Linked DNA regions of Homo sapiens: regions 2, 3 and 4 are each linked to region 1. The links are chromatin contacts, found by Hi-C or POLR2A ChIA-PET in ENCODE. All regions are on one chromosome and are shown on one strand. The core of a region is the stretch at or near the end of the contact, and the rest is flanking DNA. Distances in the headings are between cores, read along the strand shown.

Region 1 (4,888 bases), core at 1,539-4,038:
GTTTATATATGTGGGATTCTCTGATGTTACAGATTATGTGATCTAGTTTTAACTAAAGCCATAACAAAATGGCAATAGTAAAGATTCAAAAACATGCAAAGCAACATGAAAGGCTTGGACATGAAAATATTGTCTAAGCCTTTCCTTACCCACATTATGTAGTAATAATAATAATGATCAATTTTGACTCATTTGAAACTGTCAAGAGGACAACTTGAAATATAAATTTATGTAAACCGTGTTTAGGGATGAACCTTGTTGGCCAGGGGCCCCAGTTCTCCTCCACATGGGCCCTTTCACATGGCTCTTCCACTTTTTCATAGCTTGGCAGTCAGCTTCTAAGAGAGAGAAAGAGAAGCTGCCAGTCCTCTTAAAATATTGAGTCTGGAACTGCCATGGTGTCTTTTCTACTGTATTCTACCAGATGAAGGTGAAACAGGCCCAATCCAGATTGAAGAAAGTGGAGAAATAGTCTGTGCCTTTCGATAAGGGGAGTGGTAAAGAATTGGTAACCATCATTAATCTGACCACCAGGTTCTCAAATTATGGGACTGGGGAAAGCTAATGCTGCAAATTGGGAAGGGAAAACAGATTAAAAGTTATTCCTAAGGACAGATTCTTCATCTTTGAATTGATTTTGTATGCTATTTCTTGTGTGAAAATCTAATCTGTTTAAGTTTTCTGTGCTTAAAATGTTTTTTTATTATTGAAAACACTGAAGCTTGTATAATACAACATGTACAAACAAAAACATGTAACGAAGTTTTAGATTGTTTCATTTCCTGTGACCAAAGTGAGAAACAAAGAAAAAAGTCCTTTACATTGAGTTATAATTTTTATTCGTATACAATTAGTAAAAAAAAGAAAATAATACAATTTTTATAAACAATTCTTAAAAGAAGAAAGTAAAAATCTATTGGAAATGCATCTCCTACAGAGATAAATCATGCACTTAATTAGATAAAAGTATACTATCAAAACAATTAGGTCTAGCAGCTGACATTTTATATTTTGTTAAAAGAATATAAGAAACATTAATAAGGCATGGGTTTCCTTTAACAGGATTTATAAACGTCTCAACTATCTTATTAATATTCTCCTACTAAAGAAATCATGTAAGTTTTATCCCAAAATTTTATCCAATGTATCTTAAAATATTTCAATTACATTTTTTAAAATCAGTGCCTCTAATCTATATATTGCTTCAGCTATTGAGGGTACTTCTCTTTCCGGCGATTAATAATGAGCATGACAACAGCTGAAAAGAGTTGTTTATTTTAAATTCATGGAAAAGGGGATTTAAATATTCAAAACACATACAGACGTTCTCTTTATTGTGTCGTGGAACTCTCCATCAAATTCAAGCACTCTGACAAAAGTGGGTAAGGAAGCACCAAATTATTTGAATGAAAATGTATTACTCTTGCCACCTCACTCTACCATACATATATGAATTCAGAGCATACCAAGAGGAGTAAATATACAAACTTCTAACAGATAGCTTCAACCAAATGAAAATACGTATACGCTAGGGACGTTTTTAAAGACCCACAGGTTTATGCTATCTTGATTAATCTTCGAAGGGGCTTTACTTTCCTTAGGTACCTTAAACTTCCTTCCTAAATTTAAGGACTGAGGAGGCATAGGCATTACAAAGTGGACGGTGCCAGAGGGGATTGAGGCAAGTCTTAAGGAAAGCAAATCAATTTTAGGAACAAGTATGTGTGGAAGTTGAGGACCTGGAAATTCATATCCTAAAACAACAACAACAACCACAACCACAACCACCACCACCACCACCACCACCACCACCACCACCACCACCATGAACTCCAAGGGGTAGGAGTAACTCTTTTGAAGACCACAACCATAGCCCAAAGTCAAGTCCTATATTAAAATCAGTAAAACACAATTTCTCTTTTTAGGTAAAAAACAAATAGAAAATATATTATATTCTACCCACACCGCAATGGATCAAACTACTGTTAACTCTGTTAACACAGCGTGTAGATCACTGACATCGATACTAAAGGTTTGGGCTCCTTTCTGAAAAGAAGGGGCTAGCCACCAGGACTCTACGATTATAACTTGCAACTCCCAAAGGTGATGCAGGATAAAAGTTATAACAAAGAGTAACTTCCCCCCGCCTGGGGGCGAGCGGGGGAGTCTAGAACAGATTGCCCTTCGTATAACAGTAAAGATTAGGAGTTATTTACCGTACACCTTAATTTATTCATAAGGAACTTAAAGAACAAGAAGTGGTCAGGAAATTCAAAAAGAGGATCTCTAGCAACACTGAGTGGGGGGCGGGGGAGGGAAGTACCACAAACGATTACTGGAACAAGAAGAGGGTGGCTTGTTCCTCCATTCCAGGAAATAAATTTCCAAACACACATTACTCCCTCGGCTCCACCAGGACGCTCCTCGAGGGTCCTCAACGACCAGAAAACCTGCGGCTCCAAGTCAGCCCAGGATCAATGCTCGCCCAGGCCCTGGCCCCCAACAGCCCCGGAATCCGGCGCCGCCGAGTACCAGGCGCGGACGCAGGGAGCAGGAGCCAAGGGCGGACCCGCACGTTGGCACCGCCCCCGGGGGCGCCACACCCCGCGAGGAAGAGGGACACGACCAAGCGGCTGGGACTCACCCCTCCTCCGTATCCCGGGTAGGCCATGACGAGCGGGACGAGCGGAGCGAGCGTCACCCTCGAGTCGCGTCCGCAGTGCTGGGAGAAAAAGCACAGGCGCAGGTGCAAGGAGGCGCAGCTGCAGGTGAGGCTGAAAGGCGCACTAACCGCACAGTTCACTCCTCCGAACCCGCCCCCTTCCGCAGGCCAGCCCCGCCCTGCACGGTTCCGATTGGCTGAGTCCCACACTTTGGAGCCAACTCAGCTGCAGTCCGCCCCTTCCCGCAGCCTAGCCCCACCCATCTCTGCCCTGATTGGCTACACCCCATCGGGAGCCCTCCAGTCCCTGCTCGACTCTTACTGGCTCCCTCAGGTTCTCGCGCGCTCTCCTTCTAAATCCCGAAGAAGCCTTGGCTGCTGCAACGGAATTCCCACTCTCTGTGGAAAGGTCTTCTACAAGCCTTCAACTCCTCAAGTTACTTTTCTTTCTAGAAACCCCAAACCGGCAAGTCTGTGACTTATTTTAACCAGCCCTCCACGCTTTTGAGCTGGACTTCAAAGACCCATCTGTGAATTTCAAAATTTTGCAGTTACATTTACTTTTGTGTAGTGTTGATGTCACATCAAAACTTTGCAACCAGGACCACACCTGTGGTCCAGGAGGAGTGCTTCTGCGCCAAAACCCACTTGAGGCCACATTGGACGAACAGGTTATTGATTCTGTTTGGTAGATAAATGGTGACCTGAATTGTGGCATGTTGGCAAATAAACAGGATATCTAGTTAAAGTTGATTTCCAAATAAACTTTTTTAGTGTAAGTATGTCCCAAATATTGCACAGGACGTGAACATACACTAAAAACTTATTTGCTGTTTATACACTGATAATATAGACGGTGTCCTGTATATAATCTGACTCAGCCTTTGGGCAAACTCTTGTTAAATGTTCAATTACTTTGGCTTATTAAGTAATAGCAATGGACAAGTCTGATTTATCTCTGGAACTCAAATGAATTTTGTAGCTCTGACTTTAAAAGGACAAGGCAGCTGTAGCTTTGGCTTATGAACAAATGAAAAAACCAAATGATATTATTTTGAGTTATCTCTGAAGAACAAGAGAAGGGCTAACATGTTTCTTAAAAATAAGGCTATCAAAAAAATGTTAACTATTCACAAAGGAAATCAGCCTTGCAGAGCTGAGTATCTGTTGTTCAGCTATGCTACAGAAGAGGATGTTGGACCTTGTGAAACAATTCTCAGAGGAAACAGCAGAGAGAAAGGAAGATTGCCGATGTCCTAGCTACTCTTGGGAAAGTGTCTGTAAGTTCCTTCAATGCTGTAAGAAATACTTAAGCCACTAAGGTTAAATTATTGGCATAAATAAATAGAGGGGAAGGGTAAAACCTACGTGGCAAAAGGGAAAAATGCATGGCTTATGAAGGTATCAAATGATAAAGCGCTAGAAAGAACAAACCATTGCAAAATTTTATTCCAACGGATTAACTACATATTCAAAGAACTGCTTAGGAAGGATTGAGTGTTTACATTTACAATGTTAGTCTGATTCTGTGGTCAAAATTTTTGTGCATCTTGTTTTCATCAAAATAGCCTTATTGATGCAGCTGCATTTGTGCAGTTGGGAGTTAAGGCCCCATGGGTTTCTTGCCTTTCTGCACATTTAATTGCAAAGATAGTATTTCCTGCCAGGGCAAAGTTTGGGTACGTTTGCTAGCAGCCTTCTTAGGACTTTCCTAAGCTTGGAGTTCTTCCAGTTGCATAACAAACACAGTGCATGTACAACACCCATCTGGCAGCTCCTCTTCGCCTTGTGGGACTTCAGAACGAGGGGAATCTATGGAAGTATGAAGCTCATGGTGCCTGTTGTGCTTTGAGTAATAAAGTTATTTGTCTCAGACTCAGGAATCTCACACATTCTGCCAACTTCCATGAAACTGTGGCACTCTACTTGTTTGCTTATAACTAGGGTAAAATATCAGATCCTTCATAGTTCCTGCCAATATATCTCTTAACTTAGAGAAAGGGCTACCAAAGAAAGTTCCTACCATGAAGATGCAGAGGAGGACTTTGAACAACACAGCATCTCTCTCTCTAAAACTAGTGTTTCAAATTTTAAATATTCTAGTATAAAAATTCAAATAAGGCCATAGAGTTTTTTTTAAATAACAGTAATGTTAATTTGCCTCCATGAGTCAAGTTAATACTGTATGAACAATAGCATTTTATGAAAATGTCATGTCTATTTAAA
Region 2 (4,888 bases), core at 1,138-3,637, 3.9 Mb after region 1:
AGAAGAGAAGCATTCTTCTAGTTTCTCTTTAAAAATAAAAAGAATCTAAGCTCAATTCTAGCGAACCATTTTCTGTCAAAATTTTGCTCTCCCGTATTAAGGAAAACAAAATTTGACCAAAAATGCATACTAGCCATCATTGATTTTACACGTAAATAATTACCGTTCTTTAAAACTTGTAGGGCAGCATTTATTTTTTTTTTTCAGTCAAACTCAGTAACAAAGAGAAAAAACTGAGACCTCCACTAATAAATTACATCTTGAAATATACATGATTGTGGTGTCCCCGTGTTACTTTCAATGGTAACTGACACGTCCCGAATTTAACTGTACCAGACAGTTCTATCTGTCCCATCGCTGACCGAACAGTGCTTCTCTGTTTCTATTCATTATGTATTATACGAGGTCTAAACACAGCCCAGTATGACGAGGGAAAAAAATTACACTTCTTAGGATACCAAAGTGATGCATTCAAGATCTCTCTCGCAGTACATGCCCGTGAGCACTAACAGGCATTTTTTGATAGAGCTAAAATATGTTGGCTGCAAGCTCATTACTCTAACAACCTTCAGGCCCCCTGTTTCTGCTGGTTTTCAGAAAACCCTAGTGAAAACCAGGCACTATCCAAACCTTGCACACCAAACTTGCCAACAGCCCTGTGCAATGATCAATAACCTTGGCTACACAGTCATCGGCCCCAAATTCACGGTCCTGAAGACCAATGCAGCAAAAACCCAGACGAAAGGCTAGCTGGAGCCCCAAAGAATTACCGCGCTTCCCCTCTGCCGCATGGAGGGAAGCTATGGGAGGAGAGGAGTGGAATGAGGCTCACCAGCTCCGAAGATGCTCCGGTGACCTCTGGCTGCGCGGCGAGAGCTGGGGAGGGAAGGCGCTAGGGCAGCCGCGGCGGGCTGTGTGGACTCTGCCCCTGGTGCATTCCTCGCATTCCTGCACAATCTGTCGCCAGCCCAGGAGCCGGCAGCGCGCGTCCCCCGCTGTACACACACACCTGACTACCGCTGCGCCCCGAGCGGCCACGGCCGCCGCGGCACCTCCACTGCCCGCGCTCGCGGTGTGTCGCACTCAGCCAACACGCAGCCAAATCCCGGCCCCGCCGCTCGCTCTCCGGGTAGCGGTCCAGGGGAGAGGGCCGGCAGCCTCGGCAGCGGGCGGGGATACCAGATCCGCCAGGGAGGTGCCGCAGCTCCGCTTCAACTCCTGGCAGGGAGAGGAGGAAGCGGCGGCGCAGGAGGGCAGCGGCGAGGCTCGGCGCTGGGGAGCCGGGAGGGGTGGAGCGTGAGGATCCGCGGCCGGTAGAGAGGGGCGCACTAGGCAGAGGGGTGGGCAGGACCGGCAAGGAGTACAGGACTTCGGGGACAAACGCAAGACCGCGCGGGCAGCAGGGGCGTGGGAAGACGGGGAGGGGACCAAGGTGCAGGATCTGGGGCTAGAAGGACAGACAGCCGGCCCCGAGTGCTGAGGAGGGCGGGCGCCCAGTGGTGTCGAGGGCGACTTGGGGCGCGCGGCGGCAGGCAGCGGGGAAGCCGCCGCGAGGGCGTCCAGCAGGGCTCAGCGCGGCGCTCAAGTTCGGGGCTGGGAGCTCTGAATCCGAACAGCCCAGCGTGGGCAGAGGTCGTGCGCTGCGCGTACGGGAGACCGGGGAGAGGAATCGCCGGGAAAAGCAAATGGAGGGTGAAACTTGTGCGCCTGCCGGGGGGAGGGGAGCAGCAGGCGAGTGCGGGCAGGAACACGAGGCGGGGCAGGAAAGCCGCGGCGGCCGCGAGGCGCTGGGGACGCGGCAGCGGGAGGGAGGCCCCCGGCCCCCGGCGCGCAGGTCCTGGCCCTGGCGCGTGTTCGGGGCGAGGGCCGAGGGTCTCGTGGGCAGGAGTCTCCGCGCCCTCCCGCGAGCCCACACACTTACTTTCCAGCTTAGGCAGCGGCCGTCGTCGCTCCAGGGATCAGGGACATCGGCGCCGAGGGGTCGCCGCTGCGGCACCCGAAAAAATTAAAAAAGTGCCGCGGCGGCGCGGCTGCCCGCCCCTCCCTCCCCCACCGGCCCCCGCCCCCGGAGCGGCTCTCCCACCACCCCCGGCGGCGGCGGTGGCCAACTTGCCCCTCTACCCCTTGCCCATGGTGCCGCCTCCGCGGCCGGCGTCGACGCGGACTCAGCCCCGGAGCCCCCTCTACTGCCCAGAGGCCGCCGCCGCCGCCCGCCCCGCTGCCAGCCCTCCCGCCCGGCCAGCCCCGGGCTCCCGGGAACGTCAGCACGCCGCCGTCCCCGGGCCAGCTCCCGCCACCCCATTGGCGGGAAGGAGAGGGCTGGCCCTCCCCATTGGCCCGGCCCTCATATTGAACAGGCCAATGGGAGCTGCGGTTTCAGGTCGCCATAGAGACCGATGCTGTTCAGCGCGAGAGGGCCTGGAGAGGGTGGGTGTGAGAGAGAAGGTGTCTCAGGTCTCGGGCGCGGGAGGGGGTGGCGGAGAGGACAGGGAGATTCCCCAGCGCTGGCTCTGAAATCTGGGGCAGGCTTTCCTTGCCTTACTGCCAATCCCAACTGTGCCTGGTAGGGTTTGTCCCTGGCGTCAAAGGTAGGAACAGCTGAGCCCTTAGATGTACCCCTGACGGCGAGAGCCCAGGAGTGGGCGTTTCACTTTTCCTGCGTTTGGGGAGTCCCTGAGGCTATGCCCTTTGACCTTTGACATGTGTGCAGCTTCTGCTTCTCCAGGTGAGTTTGCACCCCATCCCTTCCATCGCTGCTTCCTCCTGACGTCACTGAGCCACCTAAATCCTACTTATGTTTGTTCTCTGCAGCCACTCCCCCTTCCCTGGGGTGGATCTTTCCTCAACGTTTTGGGTCCTCAAACTCATAACTCTTCTGAAAGACTCAAAGAGGATTTCCTTTGAGGATATTTTGGTAAGGGAACGAGGTGGCGGATTGTATGATAGATGCCAAAGCGTCAACACATGAGCTAGCCTGTTCCCTGATTCTCAAAGCAAACCTCTAATCTCCCTGTGGGCAGATATTTATTAAACACATCTGTGTGTACATCCCGCACTATGAGCTTGACAGGTGCATGTTCTTTCACTTGAGAGGTTACAGGCTTGTTAAAGATAGAGGAAACAGAAACAATCCTTCACACCTTGTGATGATTTCACAAAAGAGTAAGGGAAATGGATTACAGTTGATGGATTTTGTTTTCTATTTTCCAGTATCTCTTTAAATTTGATATGGAAATAACCTGAGGCATGAAATCAGTACACGCAAAAATCTTGAGCTTTAATAATGTCTTCTACTTTCATTTAAAATCATTTTGTGGTGGTTTATCAATACTAATTGTTTTTTGTCAATAAATTTTATGTTTAGATATCACCTTCTTAAAGTGAGATTTCATGAACATATTAGGCTTTAAAAGATGATATTGCTCTAGCCTATAGCCACTGATATTCTTACATTCTTTTGGCGATTTTACTTTTTTTAGACTAATCTCTTTAGTAAGGAGACTATGTTACTACCCCTCAAATTGGAGGGACCATATTGTGTGAAAAAGCTGATAGGATTTTGGAAATTACAAATATTTTGTTGGGAGAAACAGGTTAATGTGTGTGCAAGCTGCATATGTCTAAGTATTGTTCTGAATTTTAAGTTGGGTGATATGCTTTGCTACTGGTTTTTATCTTACTATAATTGAAGATTACAAAGATGTAACCTAAGAAATGTTAATATGGTGCCTTGATTGGAAAAAAAAAAACCTCTCCACATTTGTAGTAAAATGTGAACTCAGTTGACAGTCCTACACAGGGTAGGACTGTGGAACAAAACAGGTGAACGTGTGTATGTTCCCCCTAAATATTTTCAGAATTGAGAAGGGATCAGCAGGGGCCAGGAAGTGCTGTGCCATGGCTGGCCATCATGGAAATAGGCTGTTTTTTACTTCTTCCGGCTTTTTAATGTGTGTTTTTGTTTATAGAACAGAAAAAGTAAACCACAAATTGTTATATGAGACACATGTTTAATGAAAAGATACCAATGATTTTGCTTCTTTTAAATTTCAATAACATCAAATGAATGAAAGTTGTGTCTAATGGAAAGAAAAAATGGGTCTTTTCTCTTGCCTTAGGCTAGCATAGAAAGAAGAAAATAAAAGATTATTACTCCAATAATCTTTTTGTGTGGGTGTTTTTCTCAGATGACTATTTTGATATTGTAGATTTCGTGTTTGTCATAATTAAAATGTTACTGAAATCCACCATGAATAATGTCCCCTGAAATAAGTTGCCACTCAACATTAATTTTTTTGTTTATTTTTGTATTTAGTTGAAAGGTTTCTTTTGAACTTGCTCCTGCGCTACTAAGCATTGCTAGACAAGGTTAAAGAATCACTTCATTCCACTAAAAGTTCATGCTATTCAGACTTGGCTGTGTCTTCACTGATTCTCAGTTCCTTTCCTCATCAGGAGGATGATTATCTGGAACACTTATCCAGGAACATTATCCAGGCCACTTCCAAACCTGTCCAATGTCTGCTCTCCTGAAGCCCCCACTTTACGTGGTTTTCCTGCACTTCTGCAAATGATCTTGCCTCGTACTCTACTGAAGGATCCACCATGAGGTTCCTCAACTTAACTTTCTTAAACCTCAGTCCTAGTTTTCACACATCTTCACCTCCTTCAGTCATGGCTGAGAAGGGTGACCACATTTCTCTTCAAGGCTCATACTCCACTTATGCTCCTAAACATGAGCCATCTTCTCTCTACCAGGATTTTGCTCTATTGATTATAATTTCTCTCTTACATGATGTGTTACACCCTCTCCTCCAAAGATTTTTCCTAAGCCTTCCAAATATCTGGCTTTTGGTAAAACCACCTTCCTTCTACCCTACCACCATCT
Region 3 (4,888 bases), core at 635-3,134, 3.5 Mb before region 1:
TACCCTAGCTTCTCTTTTCAGTTGTTATTTGACGTTACTAGTCTTGCTGTCAATGCATCTCAGTCCTTGGATTCCAGATTGTTATTCTATATCCATCTGCTCTGTCCTGATTGTCAGTGAAAAGTGTTGCTCTTCGCCTGGTGGGACATCAAAACTCTGACAATCTTTGGCTCTTCATTCAGAGATGGGTGGTGCGTGCAAAAGGGTACAGGTTTCTTGGTTATACATTTAGGATACCTTACAAATTTTCCAAAGACTAACATTAACCTCTGGTTAGGGGTAAACGACAAAGTGGCACAACGAAGAAGAAGGAGAAGGAGAAGAGAATTTCAGTAGTTAGTATTTTCAGTTCTGGACCTGGACCTAAGGAAAAACACTGCCAAGTTAGTATATCAATACACACAAGTATCTCCTGAACTATTTTTTTGTTTGTTTGTTTTTGGAGGGAAAGGGAGCTTGGCAATTGCTTGTAGGTACTGATATTAAAATGTTGCAAATACATGGAGGTTCCTTGGTGCTCGCAAAATAACCATGACATGTAAAACAAGCAAAGAACTACCTAGTTTACTAAAGTCTTAAACCCTAACTCATAGATGTCCTAGTATAAAATAGCACTATGGATGCTAAAACCAATGTCTTAGAGTAGTCAAATACTAAAGATACACTTGTTGATACTATACTAAACTGTATTTTAAACCTTATTTTTAGGTCACGCATAGCACTAATAAAACAGTGAATAAGCACCATAAGAGCATGTCAAAATGTAGGAGGAAGGCCACAACTAAACTTCATAGTAAAACCTACCACCATGTGATTAAACACGACACCAAAAAGTTTTTAGCTAGTTTTCTATTTATATCCCTAGATATCTTTGGGATAGGGCCAAAGAAATGAGTTCATAGAAAGGTATAAAGGCCATTTTAAGTCCTGGTTTTGGGTGTGTCAATGTTTGTTGCAGCAGCAGAAGGAAGGCTGAAACAGAAAGTTGTGTCATAAATGGAACAAATACTGTTTAACAATTTTTTTTTGTCTTAAAAACAGCAAAACCCACCATCTTCCTGGAGTCTGCGTTGTTCTCTTCCAGAATAGATGTTGAGCTTTTAAACAAACCTGCAGTAGAAGCAAGCCCTCTCCAGGAAATCCCAATCTCTTTCCAAACAGGGACAGCAAAGGTTCTCTCTGTTGTGGCTGTTTTTCCCTCTCTTCTGGGAATTGGTTTGCCTTCTGAGAGCATCCCAGGAAGGGGAGGTGCGCCCCAAATTGGCGAGGCTCTGCCAAATACCAAAGGCTCTTCTTTGGAAGAAGACTCCTCCTTTGGACGTGAGGCGCCCCTACCAGAGCGCCCGCGTACAGAAACGGAAACCACTAGCTGCGCTGAAGTGAGTCAAGTGATGAAATCAAGACTACACGGGAAGGAAGCTCACGAAACCTAACTGGTGACAGAAGCTGCTGAACCCTGCCCGAAGAAACCACATGAGCCAGCAGTTGCTGCCCTCCCGAAGTGGTCCTCGGAGGCAGCGCACCCCTTCATTTTGGCGAACCGAGGAGGAAGGGAGGAACCGTGTGGGGGAAATCTAGAACTTCTGGTTCCCCAAGGACCCAGCAGACTGTGTTCTGGCTACAAGGTGATCACTGCCACCAGGTCAGTGCAGGATTCCTCCAATGTAGATGGGCCGGGAGCCACAACTTGCGCGGAGCAGCAGCCTCGCCGACCACTCAGAGAGAAGCCGCGCGACAGCCAGGCTTGGCCCGGACGGCGCCCCCACCCTGCGCGCGCGATCCAAGGTTCTCACCTGGAGCGCTCAGGTAGGGCTGGGGCGGGGCGGGAGGCTGGCGCGCAGGCGCGGAAGTGGGGCCTCGCCCCTGCCGACGTCGCAGGCTGGAGCTCACCTGGGAGACTCCAAGTGGAAGCCGAGCCTCGGTTCTGCCTCTCCAGGCAACGCGGGAGGCCCAGCGGGAAGGCAGGAGGCGGCGGCGGAGGAGGAGCTCTACTGAGCCGCAACTGTGGCGACAGCAACCGGAGTCGCAGCCGCCGCCACCTGCACCTGGCGCCTAGCCCACGTCCAGCGCCTGCCCGGCCGCCGCTTCCCGCCACCCTGCCCTGCCCACCCGCCAGGTAAGCCGGCGGCAGGCGGAGGGAGACGCGGTACCCCTGGGCTGCGTTAGAGCAGGCGGGAGGACGGCCGCAGGGGTTCACGTGTTGGGGACAGGGCTACGGTCCAGGTGGCCGGTTGGAGACGGTCTCGAGAGCAGTGTGTCGGTTGCCCCTGGAGAGATCCCGAAAGGGGCGCCCTGGGCCAAGGGGCAGGTGGCGCCTCGGGGGGGAGCCCGGTCACACCCTCTCGCCCACGGTGCCCCCGCCAGTCCCTATGGGGCGGCCCCTGAGGAGCTGGACGGAGACCAAAGACCTGGTGGCCCCGGACTTGCCCTTGGGAGGGTCGCAGCGTGGGGACCCTGAGAGGGAGGGCCCGGCGGGAGGCGGGCGCGCTTCCACTCCGGCTAGCAGGTTGCCTGTCTCCTCCAGCCTCTCTGCCCGAGAGGACATCCCGCGACAGCGAAAGACATGGCTTTGCCAGGCAACTTTCCTAGCCGGGGACCCCAAACAGTTCTAGGCTGCAAACCGCGGCCGCCGAGCCATTTAAATGGTTTCCGAGTGGTTTGGAAAGGGCTCTGTGGCCGGGACGCGGACACCCCTCTCTCTCTGTTTCGACTCTGCACTTTTCCGGGTGCGCTCTCCAGGCCAGAGTTGGGCCCACTTTCCTGATCAATGGAGAAGAGTTCTTTTCTTCCGTGGCGGGAAGAAATCCAACTGCCACGCACCAACCACTCACCATCTCGTTAGAGGACCTGTTGACTTAAGGACCTGCATATCGCGGCTATGGTTTGCCTGTGGCATATGACTCAAAGGTTCAAAAAAACATTGTTTCAGGATCCTGCCACGTCTAAGCTTGGGTGTGCCAGGCCCAGATTCCTTTCCCTGCCTAATTAGGCTTTTCTGAAGCCTAAGAATTGAGGGTGAAACTGGCGCTTACCTTAGACTTTTATTTCCTTCTCTTTCCAACTCATCAAAGAAACTATTTCTGTTTTAAGAACCCCATCGAGTTACCAATATTTCCGATTCTTGAAAACGTTAACATAACTTGCTATAGAAGTTACACTACATAATGAAGACATTTACAGTCAAATTCTATAGCTAAAAAATATTAAAGTGACAGCATTTTAATTAGAAAATCTCTGCTTGTGGGAAAATCTGTTGCTTCTTTTATTGTATATATTTTTCTTTGCGTTTGTGGCTAAAATCCATGAGGTTAAAGTCACACGCTGCCATTAGATTCTTTTTTTTAATTTAACTTTTAATATCTGAAATCTAGTGCACATGTTAAACTTTCCAAGCAATTTGTACCGAGAATCAATCTTTATATATTGCTTTAACCAACATTTTTACGTAGAAGTTTCTGATAATAATAACAATTCCATTGTTTTGTTCTATCTCCACACATTTTAAAAATATTTTTTAAATTGCACGTTTTACTTAAAATGCCTGATGCAACATGTAGTGGGGTTATTTTTCTTCTTCTTTTTAAGATTAGATGGAAATCTAAAAGCCAACCACAGCATAACATGATGTAATTATTAATTCAATCACCACTTTTCTACATTTCTTAAAAGGATCTCACCTGACCTCTTAATCTTGTCTCCATACAGAGAAACAAATGTGCTAAATACTGTTTAAATATGAGATATAGGAGTTGTTCCCTGAATTTTGAATATTAGTCTTCATTACTTACTAGGCAGATGTTACCAGACTGTCTTTCCTCTTAACCTCTAGTGAGAAATGTAACATGTTTTCATTAGCTAGAGTAACAGTGTAACTTAATCTATCTGTTAAATAGGAAAAATAATACTTTCCTAGATTAAGATAACAAAACCTTAAAAACAATCAGGAGTATCTTCCAGCCCTAGCATTCTCGAGATCCCTTTCTCACTTTGGAGATTCAATACTCAAACCATCCATTTATGAAAAATTGAAGCCAAGAGAGGTATTCTAACTTCATTTCACTCAGAGATGGCATGATCATTCCAGTGGCTTGACTCATGACTCCTGTATCTTACTTTTCACCACCCACATCCTCACTTACCATAAGATGTTTATCTTTTTTCTTTCATATAATTTGTAAGGCCTTTGTAATTACAGAATTGTCCATTGCTCTTTCTTCACTCTGATTTACCCTCATTTCTACTTGTCCAAATATTGCCTGACTTCGTGGAAACTACCCAGTGAAGGCATCATGCTCCTCTCATTGTGGAATAGCATGCATATTGATGATGCCATGTCAGTTGAGACTTTTAGTTCCTTCTTGGTATTTCCAAGCCACAGTTAATTTTTTAAGTCAATGTGGATAACATTATTTAGTCTTCTGATCTTTTTATTATATTGGCTTAAAATATATTTTATGAGGCAGCTACCCAGTGCCTTTCATCCATTTGCAACACTCCAGATTTTTTATTTCAAGCACACTTCCTTAACACTAAGTTTCTTTAAACTTTTTTTTCCTTTTACTGCAATCCTCAATAACTAATTTATTCTCTGCCTCAACTCTGTAAACTCCAATGTGAGTGTATATAAATGAAACAAGTTTTATTAATATAAAACAGTGCTTAACCTTACAACATGTATGTTCTTTATTATTTTATTTTTAAAAACGTTGGTCTAAACAATTAGACTGCTTTATGACCACGAAAGTGCTGGAGCCCTCAATGTGAAAATAGCACTATTCTGTTGAATTTTTGTTCTTTTAAAGGCTGATTTTTCTACCAGCTTTCTTTTTCTCTGTCTCATACATGCGTATACACACACACACACACACACACACAGGCACACACCCAC
Region 4 (4,888 bases), core at 1,070-3,569, 3.1 Mb after region 1:
TATATTTTACTTAAAGAATATTATAACCAATTTGGCTTATCAAATTAGTGTAGATAGAGGCTGAGGCGGGTGGATAACTTGAGGTCAGGAGTTCGAGACCAGCCTGGCCAACATGGTGAAACCCTGTTTCTACTAAAAATACATAAAGTCAGCCGGGCGCGGTGGCGGGCGCCTGTAATCCCAGCTACTTGGGAGTCTGAGGCACGAGAATCACTTGAACCTGGGAGGTAGAGGTTGCAATGAGCCAAGATCCTGCCACTGCATTCCAGCCTGGGCGACAGAGCAAGACTCCATCTCACAAACAAACAAAAAAACCCACACACAAATTAGTGTAGATAAAAAAGGTATCCCTCAAGTTTGACAAGAAAGTGGAGAGACAAACACAACTACATATTGCTGAGAGTGTAAACTGTACAACCTCTCTGAAGAGCAGTATGGTAATACTTATTAAAACTGTCTACACCTTTATGCCCAGTGATTCCATTTCCTTTTTTTTCTTTTGTGAGACAAAGTCTCACTCTATCCCCCAGACTGGAAGTGGAATGGGGAGATCTCTGCCCACTGCAACCTCAGCCTCCTGGGTTCAAGAGATTCTCCTGTCTCAGCCTCCTGAGTAGCTGGGATTACAGGTGCGTGCCACCATGCCTGGCTAATTTTTTTCTATTTTTAGTAGAGATGGGGTTTCACCACGTTGGCCAGGCTGGTCTTGAACTCCTGACCTCAGGTGATCCACCCAGCTTGGCCTCCCAAAGTGCTGGGATTACAGGCGTGAGCCACCGCACCTGGCCTCCATTTCAATTTTTATCCTAAGTACATATTCATAAATATGGAAAAAGATTTATGTACATAACGTGGTAATATATTGAGGCTAAAAGAAAAAGATTTAGGTACAAAGATATTTAATCCAGCATTATCTACACTAAGATCAAAATTGTTGAAACCATCCAGCAACAGGGAAAATGTTAAATAATTTATGGTATGTTTATATGTAGACCATTATGTAGAAAAAAAAGCTAATGAAATTTTAGACATGGGAACAGCTCATGACACAAGTTTGTTTAAAAAGGCAGTTTCCAGGACTTTTTGTAAAATTAGTTTTTCTGAAAGACTGAGAGAAAATGTTATCTCTGAGTGGGTGATCTCTGAGGGGTGTAATTATTGACTATTTATTTTCCTGTTATATATTCTGTGTTTCCTACAGAGAGCTCTATTATTTATACAATCAAAAACTTGTTTTTAGAAAAATACTGTTTTGGCAATACTTTGGAATGGAATTTGGTGTTCAAAGTCTCAATCATGATGCACTCCGCTAATTTTAAAAAATTAACAAGAACTTCACAAAATCCTAATTTTTAATCTTCCCTTTCCCCTTAATCTTTTTCATTGCAAATAGTTTCCCACGGTCTCAATTTCATCTTTAAATGTGAGCATTTTAGGTCATTACTCTTCAAATGTAACTTCGGTCTCCACAGGCTGATATATTTTTAATGTTTCCTCATGGATTAAAAATAAAAGCTCTCTGTATCTTTGATTTTCATCTGAACATAGTCCCACACTATGTTGTGCATTTAGTTAACAAGTGGTAATTTGCTCAGGAACTTTTTTTTTTCTGGATAATTTTTATCTCAAAAAGCACTGGCAGGGCCACTTTGTAGTCAATGACACGTGGAAACCAGTCTACCGTGAGCCAGTGGGACGCACTGGGAAAGGCTGAAGAAAAGGCGCCCGGGGTTCCAGTGAGCTCAGGATACCCACCCAACGGCAGGGCTGGGGCCCGGGGCAGGCAGCCTGCCCGGGAGAGACCCCTAGGGGAACCCGAATGAGGAGGCGAGGGCAGAAGACGCCAAGTCACGGACCGCCCAGGGTGGCCGAAATAGAGAAGGCCAATCTGGGAGACCGGCCTCGGAGTACACAGTGCAGGGTGGAGAACTGGAGAAAGAGGTAAAAACTTTCAGCAGGGATGGCCGAACATTCCATGCAACGCCCCTTTAAAACGACGTTTCAGGCGATCACTAGGCCTTGCGACCGCAGCTTTAGCAAAAACAGAAAGATTTGCGACGGAAGTCCCTTTCCAAGCCTGAAATCGCCTTGACCCTAGGAGCCAGAAGCTGGGGAGGAACTCGCAGTCCGGGCGGAAGAGCGCGCATGCGCCGCCTCAGGGGCCGGTCCCGGGGGCGGGGCCTGTTCCCTCCGCCCTGGGTCTCCACAGGCTTTCGCGGGGCGGGGCCTACTCCCTCCGCTCTGGGTCACAGCGGGCGTTCGGGGGGCGGGGCCTGTTCCCTCCGCTCTGGGTCCCCGCGGGCGTTCGGGGGCGGGGCCTGTTCCCTCTGCTCTGGGTCTCCGCCGGCGCCCGCCCCGCCAGCCTCACCTGCGCGGCACGTGACCCGCACCGCCCGTGGGCACCTTGAAGGCGGATCCCGCGCGCCCCCGCTCCTGCAGGTGAGAGCGGCCGCGCCCACGGGCCGGCTCAGCGGCGGTGGCGGCAGGTGGGGAAGCGCGGCTGGGCCTGCTCGCGCGGGGCGTCTGAGCCCTCCATTTCCCGGTTCTAACCGCGCAGCAGGGCCCAACCGGGACCTTGAGTGCGGCGAGGCGTGGTTCGTGCACCCTTGGCCCGGGGCTAGGGCGGGCGTGTCGGCGTCGGGTGGAAGGAAGCCCCTTGCGGGTGAGCTCCCTGCCTCCCAGGCCTCCCTCTTGCCTGGGGTCGCTCAGTCCACAGAGGCCCGGCCGCTCATAGAGGGGGGCACATTCCTGGTCTTTCGTGCATGGGGGGTGTAAGTGGCGGACTTTATTTTGGGAGCGCTGGACACCTTTCGGGTTTGCTTTGAATGAGATGGGATTCATGTGTTTACGCTGGCCAACTGACCTGGTGTGCCCGGGAATTTACTGTTCGCGTGACAGCCGAGGCCCGAGGGAACGCCCACACCGCCCCCCCTACCCCAAGGCAGGTCCTGGGTAGGCCTGAGAGCTTTTTCAAAACAAACTGTTCAGCTGACGGTGGCCTCGGTACTTCCCACTGAATGCCCTGGAACTTGCAAAGGGAGCTGAGTGCGGCAGAGGGCTGGGAGCCGGAGTTTGTTTGGAAAATCACCTGTGCGCACTTGCACAGCTGGGATTTGCGAGCTCTCCAGAAAGCACCACCTGGTCTTGATTGTTTTCAAGACAGCAGTACAGGGATAGTCTACCAGAAATTTTCGTGTTTGGTTTTTAGGCTTTATTGGAGTTTATGTTCGAAGAAAAGAAGCTGAACTTATCCTAAAAGGATAAGATGAAGATAGGGAAAGGCATGCTCCTTATGCCTTAATATTTGTTTGATTGATTGATGGGGTCCTGCTCTGTTGCCCAGGCTAGAGTGCAGTGGTGCAATCACAGCTCACCGCCGGCGTCACCTCCGGGGCTCAAGTGATGCTCCCGCCTCAGCTTCTCGAGTAGCTGGGACTACAGGTGCTCGCCACCACACCCAGCTAATTATTTTTATTTTTAGAGAGATGGGGTCTTGCCTTGTTGCCCAGACTGGTCTTAAACTCTTGGGCTCAAGTGTTCCACCCATCTCGGCCTCCCAAAATGCTGGGACTACAGGTGTGCACCATCGCGCCCAGACTTTTTTTTTCTTTGGTAGAGGTGTTTCCGTAAATAAGACTAGGACAAAGGATTATCAATTTTACAAGTCAAGGTTATACCTGCCCCTTTCAGAGCTGATTCTGCCTCACTTGACACCAGTTTTCCACCGTCAGTTATGTTTCTGTGTGTGTATATATATTTAGTCTTGGTAGATTTTCTAATTTCATATTACATATGGATTATTTAAAGGCTGGAACTCAGTTGGGCTCGAACAAAATAAATATTCAACTTATATTTATTTAAGTACATTAGGTGCCTGACAGTTTTACATGGTGTGGATACAGAAATGAGCAAGATGGCAAAGTACCTACTCCTTTGGGATTTACATCCTAGTCGGAGGAGACAATTTAACAAATATCCGATGCTGGTGGTAATTGCTGAGAATATAGAGTGATGTGCTAGCCTAGGGAGTGGCTACTTTAAATAGGGAAACCGTCTCTGAGGAGAGACACTGAAATTGAGATCTAAATGACAAATAGGATCCCAAGAGCAGAGGCAAGAACATTTCAGCTTGAGAAAACCGCTTTATGGAGACGGAAGACTGTTAGGCCAAGGAGGCTGGAAAGAAGAGAGGGACAGTGGCCAGAGTTGAGATCTGAGAAGTGGGCAGGCGGGAATTATATAGGATTTTGATTACATAAGACTGTATAGGATTTTGTTTGCCATGATGAGTTTGATTTTATTCTAAATTTGTAAATTTGTTCTTGAGCGTGGTCTGGCTAAGTTCATTTTTTGACACTTTCTTAGGTTTTCTTTTCTTGGTTTCCTTGATTCATTCAGAGGTGGTTCCTCACCTCAAGTCTTTTGTATAATTTTACTATTTATCAGACAGGATGACAAACCATGATAGGACAGCTTTCAACATGGTCACTTATTAATAAATTTTCAATGAGACTTTTGTTGTTTTTTTTTAAGAGCAAATCCTACAGTTTGATTTTAAAGGCGGAGCAGATAGCCTTGGCTCCATCCTGTGAAGGGAACAGCTAAGATAGTTTATTAGAATAGAAAATACTTTTTGAGTTGAGATGAGCAGATCTGGAGTGAGGTATTTTTGAGAACTCCTTATGAGAAAGGCTTCAAAGGTGAAATAAACACCTTAGGTTTTGAAAGCTCAACATCAAATCAGTTTGAAGTTATTTGACAGTTTGAAGGTTCTTTTTGAGGAGTTGTGGAAATTTATTGGTATGACAACGGTGGTTGTGAGAATCAGAGGTTATAGTCTTATAGATTTTTTTTTCTCCAAATTGTTCTTATCCCAGGTAACAGGTTG

The links. Hi-C counts contacts between places; a loop is a spot of excess contacts on that map. ChIA-PET counts read pairs that join two places held with the same protein, here RNA polymerase II (POLR2A). Pooled maps may share reads with other maps.
Region 2: a loop to region 1 is called in a map of CD8-positive, alpha-beta T cell, with 11 times the contacts of the local background. The contact joins the promoter of CCDC148 here to the promoter of GCA in region 1. A Hi-C loop is called at or near these places in 2 of 168 maps with a recorded cell type or tissue (CD8-positive, alpha-beta T cell and naive thymus-derived CD4-positive, alpha-beta T cell), 1 of 37 single-sample maps with no recorded cell type and 8 of 50 pooled maps.
Region 3: a map of B cell shows a loop between it and region 1 (15-fold over the local background). The contact joins the promoter of GALNT3 here to the promoter of GCA in region 1. A Hi-C loop is called at or near these places in 1 of 168 maps with a recorded cell type or tissue (B cell) and 4 of 50 pooled maps. POLR2A ChIA-PET finds 5 or more read pairs at or near these places in 1 of 52 experiments (activated B cell).
Region 4: a map of CD8-positive, alpha-beta T cell shows a loop between it and region 1 (4-fold over the local background). The contact joins the promoter of WDSUB1 here to the promoter of GCA in region 1. A Hi-C loop is called at or near these places in 2 of 168 maps with a recorded cell type or tissue (CD8-positive, alpha-beta T cell and naive thymus-derived CD4-positive, alpha-beta T cell) and 9 of 50 pooled maps.

Annotation. Positions count from the first base shown.
Region 1 is chr2:162,342,032-162,346,919 of GRCh38, reverse strand. GCA (grancalcin) reads right to left here and starts at 2,788. Exons shown (of 8, transcript NM_012198.5): 1 at 2,645-2,788. The coding sequence starts at 2,671. RefSeq lists silencers at 2,482-2,561, 2,802-2,951 and enhancers at 2,980-3,149, 3,002-3,231.
Region 2 is chr2:158,454,252-158,459,139 of GRCh38, reverse strand. CCDC148 (coiled-coil domain containing 148) reads left to right here and starts at 2,387. Exons shown (of 14, transcript NM_138803.4): 1 at 2,387-2,725. The coding sequence starts at 2,701. PKP4 (plakophilin 4) reads right to left here and starts at 2,188. Exons shown (of 22, transcript NM_003628.6): 1 at 1,922-2,188. LOC124907900 reads left to right here and starts at 1,006. Exons shown (of 1, transcript XM_047446754.1): 1 at 1,006-2,009. The coding sequence starts at 1,686. The coding sequence ends at 2,009. RefSeq lists an enhancer at 829-908 and silencers at 1,189-1,408, 1,439-1,498, 1,519-1,568, 1,819-1,868, 2,089-2,458 and 1 more.
Region 3 is chr2:165,791,243-165,796,130 of GRCh38, reverse strand. It overlaps GALNT3 (polypeptide N-acetylgalactosaminyltransferase 3), which reads left to right and starts at 1,884. Exons shown (of 11, transcript NM_004482.4): 1 at 1,884-2,116. LOC124906086 reads right to left here and starts at 2,545. Exons shown (of 6, transcript XM_047446887.1): 1 at 2,339-2,545; 2 at 1,794-2,212; 3 at 1,052-1,331. The coding sequence starts at 2,545. RefSeq lists silencers at 1,942-2,091, 2,162-2,251 and enhancers at 1,322-2,227, 2,228-3,134.
Region 4 is chr2:159,284,134-159,289,021 of GRCh38, reverse strand. WDSUB1 (WD repeat, sterile alpha motif and U-box domain containing 1) reads left to right here and starts at 2,319. Exons shown (of 11, transcript NM_001128212.3): 1 at 2,319-2,439. RefSeq lists silencers at 2,190-2,359, 2,046-2,485.